Regions from separate parts of the Homo sapiens genome. Here regions 2, 3 and 4 are each linked to region 1. The links are chromatin contacts, found by Hi-C or POLR2A ChIA-PET in ENCODE. All regions are on one chromosome and are shown on one strand. The core of a region is the stretch at or near the end of the contact, and the rest is flanking DNA. Distances in the headings are between cores, read along the strand shown.

Region 1 (3,155 bases), core at 362-2,861:
GGGATGCCCACTTCCCTGCACCCCTAACTCTGGCCCACCCCCTAAATGCCACTGGCAATGACTTCAAATGGGAGAACAGACTTGTTGGAGGTTTCAAGAGGCCAGCAGTCTGCATATTTGGAATTCATCTGTAACGAAGTGAATTCCAGGTCCCTCTCAATTTCTGCGGCCCAGGCATAGCTAGGAGCTGAGTCCTGGGTGGGGCATGTTACAACTTGCTGGCTGATGAAGTCAAAGCACTTGGATTTCTAAAGACCAACGGTTTAAAGGCTTGGTTTGTGAGCTGACAAAAACAAAGTTTTCACTGTTGATGGGGTGAAGGTTTTTTTTTTTTTTTTTTTCTGGCAGGAGACAACATCTGTTTGTTATGTTTGGCCAGGTCATCACTCCCCCACAAAATTAAGGACAGTATCCATCTCTGAGGCCCACCTACAGCTGGGGGCAAACACAAGCGTGTACATTTGTAAAGTCTTAATACTCTACACATTCTTTTTCATTATCATCGCAGGAAATGGGCACACAGAACACAACAGTCTGCAAGACATAATGAGCCAAACTTCAGCAAAGGATTTTGAAAGGGAGAAGAGGCAGCTGCATGGGGAGGGGTAGACAAAGGTGAGGGCCAAGCTACACAGTGGGTGGCAGGTCATTTCTGGGCTTGGGGTTGGGGGTGGCAAAAGGAATGGGAAGGAAGCTGAAAAGCAGGAACATGCCACAGGAGGCCACAAGAGATGCAAGCGAGAGCTTCCGCTGCCCCAGATCAAGTGGCAGGGTTTAAGGTCGCCTTCCCAAAATGGGAATGAAGAGGCCAGCCCAACTCCACCTCTCCCTGGGCTTTAGCAGACAGAGGAACAGACTCTCACTGGCATGTCCATGTGTCACAGAGTACACTAGAGCCACAAACACAAGCAGGTGGCTTAGGCCAACAGCCTCGCACAAGACATCTGGCTTGACAACGAATGGGCAGAAGAACCTAGAGGCTCGGTTGGTCCCCGGCCTGCAATGTCATTACCTGTCCTGTTTCCTGGGCAGAGTACTTCTGCAGAACTTAGGGCTAGCAGCAGGGGAAGAGAGAGGGCTAGAAGTCCAGGCAGGTAGAAAACAAGAGAAGGAACGTTAGCTTGGAAGAAAGGAGAGGTGTTGTTATATACATTTTTTTCATTCCCCATGCTGATCCTCGCTTTCTTCCCTATATGCAGAAACTGGACACATTTATCCCTGCTGCAGAGAAATCCAGGGCTCTGAGAACACTTTTAATTTCTTGATTTCCTATCAGTCCAGGAGGAGGGTGTTTGCCACAATGACAACAAACCTACCCAGCTGTCTAAAGAGCATCCTACTAAACACTCCATGTCTGCACCCAGTCACCTGCTCTGCTTGCACAATTACAAGGGGAGGGAAAAGAAGCTGTTGATGAACAAACAGGATAAAACTGAAGGATTTCAAAAGCTGAATGCCATTTCAAATGGTAGCATAAATCTGCCCCCGAGAGACTGAGCAGCTCCAAGCACCAAAAATAACCACAGAGGAAAAGATAACAGGGAGCAGAGCCAAGCTTGATTCCATCCTGAAGTGGCTTCCCCATGAAAGACAGCAGTAATTAGAAAGAGAGAAATCTTACAGGCAAAGGCTATTCGACATTTGGGATTCCTAAGCTAATCTTTTTATTTTTGGAAGGGTGTCTTTCTGAGAAAGGCAGCCAGAGGCACAGCACCAACCTTTCTGACAGTGTGGTCTTCACACTGTTAGTTCTGACAAAGGGAGTCAAGGAGTCGTCCTTGGAGGAGGCGATGAGGCCAGTGGAAGAATTGTGGCTGGGGACCCCTCCACTGCTGAGGGAGATGTCGATGGACTCACAGCTGGTGTGGAGGCTGCTGACAGACTGAAAGCCCAGGCCATCCTTGCTAACTGCGGAGGAGCTGCTGGCGTTGGTGCCCCAGGTGAGGCTGTTGGAAGGGGCCGAGTGGGCTGAGCTGGGGCTGGAGGCTAGCGGAGACTGGTTGAGGTCCACATTCTTGCTGTAGAGAGGACTGCTGCTCCCACTGCTCAGGACGCCACTGCCTGACGGGGAGTCTAGGTTACCTTGCTGAGTCATGGTGGCATGAGGATTGGAGATGACCACCGAATTTTTCATGTTTTCAGCTGTGGCGATGGGCACTTGCTTGGTAGGCTTCCCACCAAAGAGTCTGTGAAGAGACAAAGGGTTGTGTAGGTTGAACACCCAGTGCCAAGGGGCACCGGACTGTTAAAGAAGGGTAGGGCAGAGGAGTTGGTGAGAATTCCTGGGGAAGGAAGCACAGCCATTCCTACTGAAATGGCTAACGGTACTTCAGGGAAAGGTCAGCCATAAAGTGGGCCTAGACACTAGTGCATCACAGGCTGCCGTCTTCAAATTCTAAGCTGCAGCTGAGACTCTGACTCCATCTGAGCCAAAGAGCCATGAGTAATAATTTTCTACAGGCCTATTCACATGACACTGGGCCAAGATCTTGCTTCCCTTTCTTTCAATAGATAGACTAACTAGAAAACTGCCCTGGCCCAGGAAGATGGTTGTCTTCATCATCTCTGTCTCTGCGGCCCCAGGCATAAAGCAGGCACACAGTTTATGACAGCTCAACTCTAAGGGATTTGGTTTCTTGACCTCTGAGCACAATACATAGAATCAAGAGCATGAATTTAGATCTGGAGGGGGCCTAGGAAAAATGTCTTCAGAGATTTATCCACAATAGAAAACGCAACTGGAAAGATGTATCTTTTGAAGCCAGAGAGCTTACTTATCCAGTGACATACATGGAAATCTTGCTTGGTTCACAAGACATTAGACCAGACACACTGGGTGGGAACTGTGTCTCTGTGACAGACACACAGAAATGCTATTCTATGTCATCTCCCCTGCTCGTGGCCAAAAATGTGCCATCAGACTACAAGGAATGACATAAATGCCCCCTCTTCCACTGGCAGAGAACTCTCTGGTAGAATGTTGAAATTATCTTTAAGTCAGAGAATTGTCCACATTCTAGTAATGCAAAGGCTCTATTACACTCACTGAAACCTGTGTTGAGTAAGTATCTCACAAGTGACAAAACTACTATGTATTTCTGACATGCAGGTGGCCTTGGGTGCTCAAAGTCGTGACAGTTTGATCTCTGCCCTCT
Region 2 (3,155 bases), core at 281-2,780, 62 kb before region 1:
CTGCTGGGCTCATTGTCCCTGCCAGCAGTGCCCATACTCCCATGACTGTCTGTGCCATCTGGGACCTCTAGCTATGATTTCTGTCAGGGAAGCTGCCCACCCTGCCCCTTCTCAGATGGGCCCATCTCTCTGTATTCGTGGCTATCACCCCCTCTGCTTAAGTCATGCAGCCTCCTATGACTCATTGCCTTCCCAGACACCAGCACTCCTCCCGTCCTGCGCTCTGGCCCAGTCTGTTGCTAAGTCTTCCTTAACCTGGGGCAGGAGTGAGTCTCAGGCCTAGGAGCTCAGTCTGGCATTTGAAAAGCAATTATTGTGTGAGCAGGAAGGAATCGTGTGAGGGGCATGAGTTTGTGTGTATGTGGGCATGTGTCTCAGGGCAGAAGAGAATGCAAAAGTGGGATATTTGGAGCAGAAGAAGGCTGCTCCACATTAGAACCATTTGTGCAATTTTGAGAAGTTTCTCCCTCTGAGGTCTTTCCCTGTGGAAACTGGGCTGCATTTCCCAAGCCAGACCTCACATGAGGCTGAACCAAACCCTCACAGCTACTGCTTCTGTGACAGCTACTGCTTCTGTCTCCACTCTACAGCCTGGATGAGGACATGCTCAGGGCTGCAGAATCACAGAGGCTAGAACTCCTGGAGCTGAACATGTCCTCAGAGATTATCTGGCACCATGGTTTTCAAACATTTGCTCTTCATCTCTGGTCCTCAACTGAGTAGACTGGGGAACTTTTGGGCTTCATAGAAACCAGCCTGAAAAAACACTCTTCTAGTCCAAACTTGTCAATTTATAGATGGAGAACCCAAGGCCAAGAGACGGGAGACCTGTCTGGGGTCTCAGAGCAGGCTGGATAATCCGATAAATGGCCCCACACTGACTCTGCACTGTTCCTGTTCCCTGCAGGCACCAAGCCTGCCCTGGGCACAGAGAAAGGCCTTTTGAGTTACCCTGCAGACTTTAGACACTTTGGCAAGTGTTTCCAATGACAGCTCCAAAGGGAAGCAGGGCTCAGGACTGAGTCATAAGACAAATGCACATTAGGTACATGTTAACATCATCTGCAAGAACAGAAAATATTTTTACAAGCCTCCTCACTTGTCACTGGACATGTTCAAGTCTGGGTGATGAATGGCTGGGTAAGTACTGTGGTAAGCAAAGGAAACATCATAAAGCTCCTCAGCTCCACTGCAGGCCCCGAGGGCAGCAGCAGAGACATCTGGACAGACAGACACAGAGGGGAGGACATTCACTTTCCCTAAGGCAGGAGAAGGAACCTGGCATCCCCACTGGGTCAGGAAAAATGGGAGCAGGACAACAGGGAGCTGAGACATTGAAAACTAAAACCTGGGCCACTGTGAGCCTTCTGACTGTGGGATGCAGGGGGCTCCTGGGAGGGTGTGCACATCACAGAAGGATGCATCGGCTGCACATTCAGGAAGGTCCTCCAAGCAGTTCCACAAGTGCATCTGCACTTACACGCCCTTGCAGTGCTACCTTATGCTCACTAGAGGGCGATATCATGTTTCCTCCTGGCACGGGTGTACCTGTGGGAGGGGCTACCTGGAAGCCATCCTCATCCCCTGATGACAGCAGGTCTCCTTACGTTCCCACCAAATCCATACTACCATGGGCAGCGCTCCATCCCAGCTCCTGGTGCACGGTAGCCCTGTCAGAACCCATTCTAGGGACTCCACCTGTTCTCAGCCTAGAACCTCACTCTGAACTGCAATGTGCTCACTTCATGGCCACTTACCCGGGTTAGGTGAGGGGCAGGTGACCCTAGAGTAGGTGTGGACTCAAAGTAACACAAAGGAGAGTAGGGAATTTTAATTTTTTAAAAATAAAGGAATCCTTTTGTCAAATGAAATCATAGGGAGAACTCCACTCTATAAAATTCAGTATTTGGTTCCCCAAGCCACCTGTGGCTTCTCAGTGGAGTGATGGGTGTCCTCAGGATAGCCTGAAAATAACAGAAGTAGCCAAGGGGCCAGCTAGTCCTGGGCACCAACACGCACTCCACCATACCCTGCTGAGTGGACATGGTACGGGGCAAGAACGTCCGTGAGCCTCAGTTTCCTCATCTGTTAAGAGACTCACTGGGCTGTCAGAACTAAATGAGATCATGCACGTCGGGCCCCTAATGGTGCCTGTCAAGTAGCAGGCCCTCAAAAAACATCACCAAATGTTCCTTCAAAACCAGAGGCATGAAGAACACAGCAAGCTTCCGCAGGAATCCGCAGTCTATACAGTCTCCTGGGCTGATCAGGATGGCGAGGTCACAAGTTTGGGGCATAGTGACTCACTTTTGAGCCACTTAGTGGGATGCAAACTCTGGCCGCCTCCCTTTGCAGCTCCACACTCTTGAAAGACTAACCTTCAAATGACCTCTAAGCACAAAGCAGTGATGACTTTTCCTGCCTCACACTGAACTAGTGAGTCTTGAGATGGGAGCATGTCTCTGCTCCCTGCCCCAGATGGCTGGGGCCTCACTTTCCCATGGTGGGAAGGACGCCCAATGATCCTCTATGATCAGCTCCATCAGCAACCTCTCCTAGGTGGGAAGGGGAGTTCCTTTCCAGCCATGCCCAGAAAGCCTTCCTTTAGGTTCAGGTCCAAAGGAGCAGGGCCTTGGCACCGCCAACCACTGTTAACCAGTGAGGGGCCTGCTCAAGTGCAGCGCAAGGCTGGAGCACAGACAGGCTCCCTGCTTCCTGGTTAATGCCTTCCAGGGCAGGGGAGGCCTTTATTCAGCAGAGCCCGTGAGTTCTTCCCAGTGACTCTGAGGTTCACTCCCCTTCCTACACCAGAAGACCACATTTAGAGCAAAGATGAAGCAAATGGGAGAAGGTGAGGTGGAATCAGGGGCAAACAGTCCACCTCATCTGCCTGCAATTCTCTTTACTTTTCTTAAGCAGCTTGGGTTTCCCAGAGGTGCTGGGCATATCACACTCCCTGGAAGCCATCAATGAGAACAGAGGAGAGAAGCTTCTGAAATGAGACAGACTGCAAGAATCCAGCAGGTAGGAGATGCTTCCACTGGTCCCAAAATAGGAATGACTGAGTGGTTGTTTGGGTCTGTGGTCTTAACAAAACCATTTGATTAAGGACTAAATTATGGTCAATTTATCCACGCCAGTGACTTTACCTACCT
Region 3 (3,155 bases), core at 173-2,672, 49 kb after region 1:
ACTCGACCATGCCGGCATCCTGACCTTGGACTTCCAGCTTCCAGAACTGTGAGAAAGAAGTGCCTGTTGCTTATAGCCACACAATGTGTGCTACTTTGTTATAGCAGCCTGAATGGATTAAAACAGGTGGGACAGCCACACCCCCACATCATCTCAGGGAGGCTTGCCCTGATTTTTTTTTTTATTACACTTTAGATTCTGGGGTACATGTGCACAATGTGCAGGTTTGTTATATATGTATACATGTGCCATGTTGGTGTGCTGCACCCATTAACTCGACATTTACATTAGGTATATCTCCTAATGCTTTCCGTCCCCCCTCCCCCCACCCCACAACAGGCCCCAGTATGTGATGTTCCCCTTCCTGTGTCCGAGTGTTCTCATTGTTCAATTCCCACCTATGAGTGAGAACATGCGGTGGCTTGCCCTGATGTTTACTGAAGACCTACTCTGTGTCACCCACTGTGCTAAGGGCTGAGACAGTCCTGAGAGTGAGAAAAACAACAGTGTTCATAGTGAAAAAGCCAAGGTCTCTGGATGGAGAGAGATAACCCATCCATCTAAAACTGGAGTTCATTTCAGTAAGTGCTGAATGAGCACCGACTATGTGGCAGACATCATATTTTTGGGTCCTGAAAACCCAGTGATAAATAAGATAATCCCTGTCTTCAAGCCAAGCAACAGGGAAAATAGGAAAAAAGAAGGTAAAGATTTGGTTAGACTTAAAATAAAGGATAGCACGGGGTCCTTTGGGAGCCCTGAGGAAGGGACTTACTAGGCCTGAGATGCCTAGAAGTGGGCATTGGAGCTGAATCCAGGAAGAGGATGTGTTAGCCTGGCAAAGAAGGGTCAGGAGAGGGCATCCCAGGGGGCAAAGGCATGGAGGTTTACAATACCCCGGAGCGTGCTAGAGACTGCCAAGTGTTTGGTGCAGCCGGCTTAGATGTTGGGGACGAGGCGGGTGTGATAGCAGGGGCCAAGGCTGGAGGGTCATCTCTGAGGCTTGCACTTTATCCTGTATGTGACACAGAGCCACAAAGGGTTTTCAGCAGGCAGGTGGCACACAGGATCAGATCTGCATTTCAGGAGGATCACTGTGGCTGTGCTGGGATGATGCGCTGGGTAACAGGACGGGCACAGCAGGACAGTAGCAGTGAGAGCAGAGAGACAGTGCCAGGAACCGCAGCACACAAGGACGTGCTACAGAGCAGTGGATGAGGGAGGGAGAGGAAGCGTTCGTCCCAGCTCTCCAGTGGAGCTCAAACCTGAAGTCTCAGAGCTGACCTCTGTGGCACCAGAGAGGCTGGGTCATTAGCATGACAAGTGCTGCTTGTGTACAGAAGCCTCCCTAGCTGACTTCCTGCAGGGACATTCAAGGCCAGGGCTCCCATTAGCTCCCCCAGCTTGCTGGCTTTGCTCACTACCCCTTTATTCCAGATCATTAAGAACGCAGCCCTCTGGGAGGTTTCCTTGAGGCCTTTGTTTAAACTGAGAAGCAAGTACATTTAATTGCCTCAGCTAGACACCCTGCTTTACTCTCCTCACACCCTCCACACCCCTTCCTGGTCGGTACCCCGGGCCCTCCCCCAGGCAGCTTCATCCCACAGCTTGTGTCCTGAAACATAATAAGTGCATGCTCTGAGGCCCTCCTCAAATTATGGTTCTGATCTTTACTTCCAAAAACAGAGCTGGAATTATAGCTTGGCTCCATGAGAAGTTCAAATCCACAGGGTCATAAACCCTTTCATGTTCTGTTTCAAGACCTTTGCTGGGGATTTTAACAGGTTTGCACCTCTGATGTTGTTACACGGTGGTTAGTCTGCCAGTTCCAAAGATTGAGACCTCCTGCCAGGATGTGGAGCGTGTTAACTACTTCGGGTTTTGCCAGTTATCCATCAGGGTCTCAGGCCTTAAATATCTTCTGCCTTTTTTTCATTGCCAGAGTTCCCCAAGGACAGAGGTCAGGGAATAAGAGCTGAGTGAGACCTCCCAAAGCAGATCACAAAGAGAAGGGGACACTGCACCATGGAGGTGACACAGGCCAGTGGCCACGGTGCTGGACCTGGGGCTGAGAGGACCCACATGTATATCCTGGCCGATTTAGGTATCTTAGACTTTCTGTGCCTCACTTTCCTTATCTGTGAAATCAGCATTCTGATCATGACTAAATAAAAATTGCTGCCATTGATCAAGGGCACTGACTGGACCAGGCACTGTGCTAACCTTGTGCCTGGCACTGTCTCATTTAATCTTCACAGCAGCCCGATGAAGACATGGGGGCTCAGGATGGTTAACTGACCTCTACGTAGCAGCACAGTCAGCATCTGAACTTGTAAGAGTGTCACATAGGTTAAAATCATTTTTCCTGGCCCAGTGCGGTGACTCACGCCTGTAATCCCAGCACTTTGGGAGGCCGAGATGGGCTGATCACCTGAGGTCAGGAATTTGAGACCAGCCTGGCCAACATGGTGAAACCCCATCTCTACTAAAAATACAAAAACATTAGCCAGGCATGGTGGCGGGTGCCTGTAATCCCAGCTACTGGGGAGGCTGAGGCAGGAGAATTGCTTGAATCCGGGAGGCTGAGGTTGCAGTGAGCTGAGATTGCGCCATTGTGCTCCAGCCTGGGTGACAAGAGCAAAACTCCATCCAAAAAAACCCCACATTTTCCCAAAGCAATAATAGACTGGGTTAAACCAGTCAGTCTCCCACAAGAGAAGTTCCTGAACATGAATAACCCGATTTTTTTGAAGGCAAGTTGGGCCATGGTTATCTCTCTTTGAGGACTGGCTGAGGACTGAGTGGGTGGGTTCACTGTGTGCCACAACAGCAGGGTTGATTTATGCCAGGCATGAGTGGCTTACAGCCGACTGATGCCCCTTTCTAATGGGTCACAGCCCTGTTCTGGTTATTGGCTAGTGCCCTATTCTGGTTGGTTGGCACCAGAAGCACACTGGTTTTAAACATTTTGCACATCAGCCCTGCATCACAGTGCCTGGCAGTCATTTATTCCTTCATGGTATATGTAATAAGCACCCTCTCTGGACGGGCCCTGTGCTGGGAGAGGGGATTCACCTGCAAACGGAGCTGACCTGGTTTCTGTCTTATTGATACTGATAGTCTAGTGGGAAAGACATAACAGGCAAATAAATAAA
Region 4 (3,155 bases), core at 196-2,695, 41 kb before region 1:
GACTCCATTAAGATCCCAGCAGACTCTAGAGGTATCTTTCATTCTACGAATATTCATGAAGAACCTACAATGTGCAAGGCATTGGTGCTATGTCCACAGAAAGGTATGCAAAAAGCCCAGAAGACCCAAATGTCTTCACTCCATGGCAGAAGGTGGGAGGGGCTGTAAGAACAAATCTACAGGAATACTCAGATAAGGGTACTAACTCTCCAGCTGCAAGACTTGGAAAGGAATCAGGCCGAGCATTAAGGGAAGGGTCTAACTTGGATGTGCAGAGGAATATACCCAGTGGAGGGAACAATATGAAAGAGGAATTTCCAAGGATGCAAAGGGGGCAGTCAGCGACTCCATCTGGCTGGCGAGTAGATTCTGGGAAGAGGAGCTGGGGAGGGTGGTGTGGATTAACAGTGGAAACGACCCTGCAGAAGGCCTTGAAGGCCAGCTGAAGGAGACTGTACCACATGCCACAGGCACCAGGGGAGTCACCAAAAGTATTACGTAAAGGAAGAGCATGGGTACTCTTATTCTTCCAAAAGACTGGGTCTTTGAGCAATGTGTGGGAGGGACTGAAAAGAGATAAAGGCTGGGAAAGCGAGGGCCGCCACCAGATTCTGATGCAGCCCTCAGGGCTTAGTGGAGAGCAGCCTCTGGGAGCTCCTTCATAGACAGCCTTGAGCTCAGCCCATGCTCCTGGGCTCTCACCTGCATCCTGTTCATGGCCTCCCGGAGCTGGTCCAGCTGGTGGGCAGAACTGAGAGCTTCTAAGCGGATATCCGTCAGCTTCATCTCCTTGTCTCTTAACTCATTTCGGAGCTGCATGACGGTCTCAGCTTCACTATCCATGCATTCTGAAATTCTAGGGAAAGAGGAATGTTACTGATGAAAGCAGCTCCTTTTAGTCCCCTACTGAACACTGGTCCACATCAATCATCAGGTTTGTTTAGCAGTAACTGTGAATAACCAGCTGCCTGGTGCTTCCTGTGGGTGACAATGCCAAAAGCACCTGAAAACAGATTTTATTCCTTCTCTGTATTCTTTTTTTCTTCTTTAAATTGGTTTATTTAGACCACTGATGTTTAAAATCGTTAATATAGTTAGATTATTATTTACTGTATTGTTACTTTTCTATTTGTTGTCCTTTTTCTTTGTTCCTATTTTTGTCTTTCACTCTTTTCCTGAGTTCCTACTTTTGTCTTTCACTCTTTTCCTGCTTTTTGTGGTTTCACTTTTTAAATTTTATTTTTATTTTTATTTTTAGAGACAAGATTTCATTCTCTACATTCTTTCTTTGCTGAGCTCTGGCAATCAGAATGGCTTTGGTGTGCCTTTCAGCAAAATTCCAGGAATATAAGGATAAGCAGGAGCTGGCAAAAGGGAGTAGTAACCTTCCAGTTTGATAACCCCCTCCCCCACCATGTGTACACAGCTGGGCTTCCATGACACCACACGCCCTTGAGTTCCAAACCGACTCAGAGAAGCAGGGTCAGCTTACAGTTTTAAAGATTAGAAACTTCTTTATTAAACAACTGAGGGGTGATTTTTATTTGCCAAAATGGGGATGAAACCTAAAGATATGCGTGGAAGGTGTTAATCTGTTCCTGATCACATTCTGAAAACTCACTCCCCTAAAAGTGTCTAGACAGATCAACCTTCTTTAGTTCTCTCAGCCCCCACACTGCTTAACACACTCAGGGCAAGAAGGGAAACCTCTTCAGGGAGTTAGAGAACAGACGGGATGGTGTGACAGGCAAGCCAAAGTTGTATCTGAAAACTCTGCAACAGCCTGGCTAATTATCTTCTTTTCCCTGCTGCACACCAGGTCAAGGTCACCATGGGACCCTGTTGAGTTCCTCTTTCTGAAGAGGTGGTTCTTCTAGCTTAGGCTCCTTAGTTACTTAGGTTTGCTCTTCAAACACCTGGCAAATCAGCACAAAGTAGAAGATCATACAAGTCGTGATGAATTGCAATGTTAGGAAAGATAGTTCTCTTAAAAAAAATAGTTCTGTGAGTTTCGACGATCTTAGCATCTGGGTTACTGGGTGATCCAGAATAGAAAGCTTTGACATTTCTTGGACTGAAGACAGAAAAACAACCCCAAACACCCCCACTCTCAAGTTCATAAAGTTACAAAGCTGAAGCTGATTATGTCTAAAGGAGATGATGAGCATGTGGTCTCTGCAGAAATAAATGATCACATGAGTCTGGCTCTCCAAGACCCAAGCTATGGGTTTGGGGCCAAACAAAACCTGACCTGTAAAACTGGGTGAGGGTGTGGAAATTTTAATTCCCAAAGGAAAATGATTTATAAAATTGTTAAAAGAGATGAAATTGTATTTCGGGGGCAGAAAGAACTGGAAGAAAAATTTAACACTTGAATAGCCAAATGTTTCTGTTGCTCTTTTCTTGACCTGAACCTGAACTTTTTTGATTTGAGAGACACGGTAAAACCACCTTATGTTTTTAAAAGTTACCAGTCACCAAGGAAGATTCTTAGCTTCAAAATCTTATTGAAAAACCCAAAGAACTCCTGAAAATGATCTAATTATTTCCATCTCACACTTTTGAGAGACTGAAGCCAATAGATTCAGGACTAAAAGGGCGAGACAGAAATGTCTTTAGAATTTGCAACATCCTTTCTTTCTCAGCTCTCTGTACTTTGAATAGCCTGTGGTTTGTGAGGTTTACTGATAGAACCATGCTTTTTTTTTTTTTCTTCGGTTTGGGAGGTTTGCAGGAGGAGCTTGCAAAAACTGGTTCTATCTTGAGAAGACTATGGTTTCTTGGTTTAAATGGAGTGTAAAGTCTGAACAAAATTTCACTGTGATACTCCCTTCTTAGCCAAATCATGTCCTACATGAATCTTGAAGGCTCAGATTCACTGCAGAGAACAGTCTGTTCTGGCTGACACCATGTGAGGCTCGTCTGTCCAGCACTCCACGATAAGGCACCTTGCTCAAGTCATCTTCACCTGATCTGCACCCTTTTCCCAGAAAGCTCTCAGCAAGAGAGAAAATACCTTCTTGGCACTCACGTTGTGGAACGTATCACATGGGTTACTTTGCAGAGCTTGGCCTAAACCCTTGACTTTACAAACGGTACCAAACTGAAATGAAGAAAGTCTGTGTTGGGAGGACTTTGTCCTCCCTATGCTCCTC

Evidence for each region. Hi-C counts contacts between places; a loop is a spot of excess contacts on that map. ChIA-PET counts read pairs that join two places held with the same protein, here RNA polymerase II (POLR2A). Pooled maps may share reads with other maps.
Region 2: a map of uterus shows a loop between it and region 1 (5-fold over the local background). The contact joins the enhancer-like site here to the promoter of NAV2-AS2 in region 1. A Hi-C loop is called at or near these places in 16 of 168 maps with a recorded cell type or tissue (HepG2, IMR-90, K562 and 13 more) and 11 of 50 pooled maps. POLR2A ChIA-PET finds 5 or more read pairs at or near these places in 6 of 52 experiments (A549, AG04450, HEK293 and 3 more).
Region 3: a map of psoas muscle shows a loop between it and region 1 (3-fold over the local background). The contact joins the enhancer-like site here to the promoter of NAV2-AS2 in region 1. A Hi-C loop is called at or near these places in 14 of 168 maps with a recorded cell type or tissue (Caco-2, HepG2, PC-9 and 7 more) and 5 of 50 pooled maps. POLR2A ChIA-PET finds 5 or more read pairs at or near these places in 8 of 52 experiments (A549, CD4-positive, alpha-beta T cell, H1 and 4 more).
Region 4: a loop to region 1 is called in a map of breast epithelium, with 12 times the contacts of the local background. The contact joins the enhancer-like site here to the promoter of NAV2-AS2 in region 1. A Hi-C loop is called at or near these places in 7 of 168 maps with a recorded cell type or tissue (HepG2, aorta, breast epithelium and 4 more) and 1 of 50 pooled maps. POLR2A ChIA-PET finds 5 or more read pairs at or near these places in 3 of 52 experiments (BJ, IMR-90 and PC-9).

Annotation. Positions count from the first base shown.
Region 1 is chr11:20,047,759-20,050,913 of GRCh38, reverse strand. It overlaps NAV2-AS2 (NAV2 antisense RNA 2), which reads left to right and starts at 1,611. Exons shown (of 2, transcript NR_046672.1): 1 at 1,611-1,940. It overlaps NAV2 (neuron navigator 2), which reads right to left. Exons shown (of 38, transcript NM_145117.5): 15 at 1,719-2,186; 16 at 1,013-1,078. RefSeq lists enhancers at 1,242-2,441, 1,960-2,473.
Region 2 is chr11:20,109,423-20,112,577 of GRCh38, reverse strand. The region is part of intron 36 of NAV2 (neuron navigator 2); the gene reads right to left. Among named protein-coding and RNA genes, the nearest start is that of DBX1, 49 kb to the left of the region's middle. RefSeq lists enhancers at 1-105, 106-1,005. Within about 2 kb of position 1,530, at least 30 of the 41 ENCODE cell types and tissues checked have a DNase peak (open chromatin) inside an H3K27ac peak, as active enhancers do; they include IMR-90, PC-3, PC-9 and 5 more, where a contact is called at or near this core.
Region 3 is chr11:19,998,883-20,002,037 of GRCh38, reverse strand. All of the region lies in intron 11 of NAV2 (neuron navigator 2), which reads right to left. Among named protein-coding and RNA genes, the nearest start is that of NAV2-AS3, 19 kb to the right of the region's middle. RefSeq lists enhancers at 499-1,367, 1,368-2,237. Within about 2 kb of position 1,422, at least 7 of the 41 ENCODE cell types and tissues checked have a DNase peak (open chromatin) inside an H3K27ac peak, as active enhancers do; they include heart right ventricle, where a contact is called at or near this core.
Region 4 is chr11:20,088,566-20,091,720 of GRCh38, reverse strand. NAV2 (neuron navigator 2) reads right to left here. Exons shown (of 38, transcript NM_145117.5): 27 at 703-856. Among named protein-coding and RNA genes, the nearest start is that of NAV2-AS2, 41 kb to the right of the region's middle. Within about 2 kb of position 1,445, at least 3 of the 41 ENCODE cell types and tissues checked have a DNase peak (open chromatin) inside an H3K27ac peak, as active enhancers do.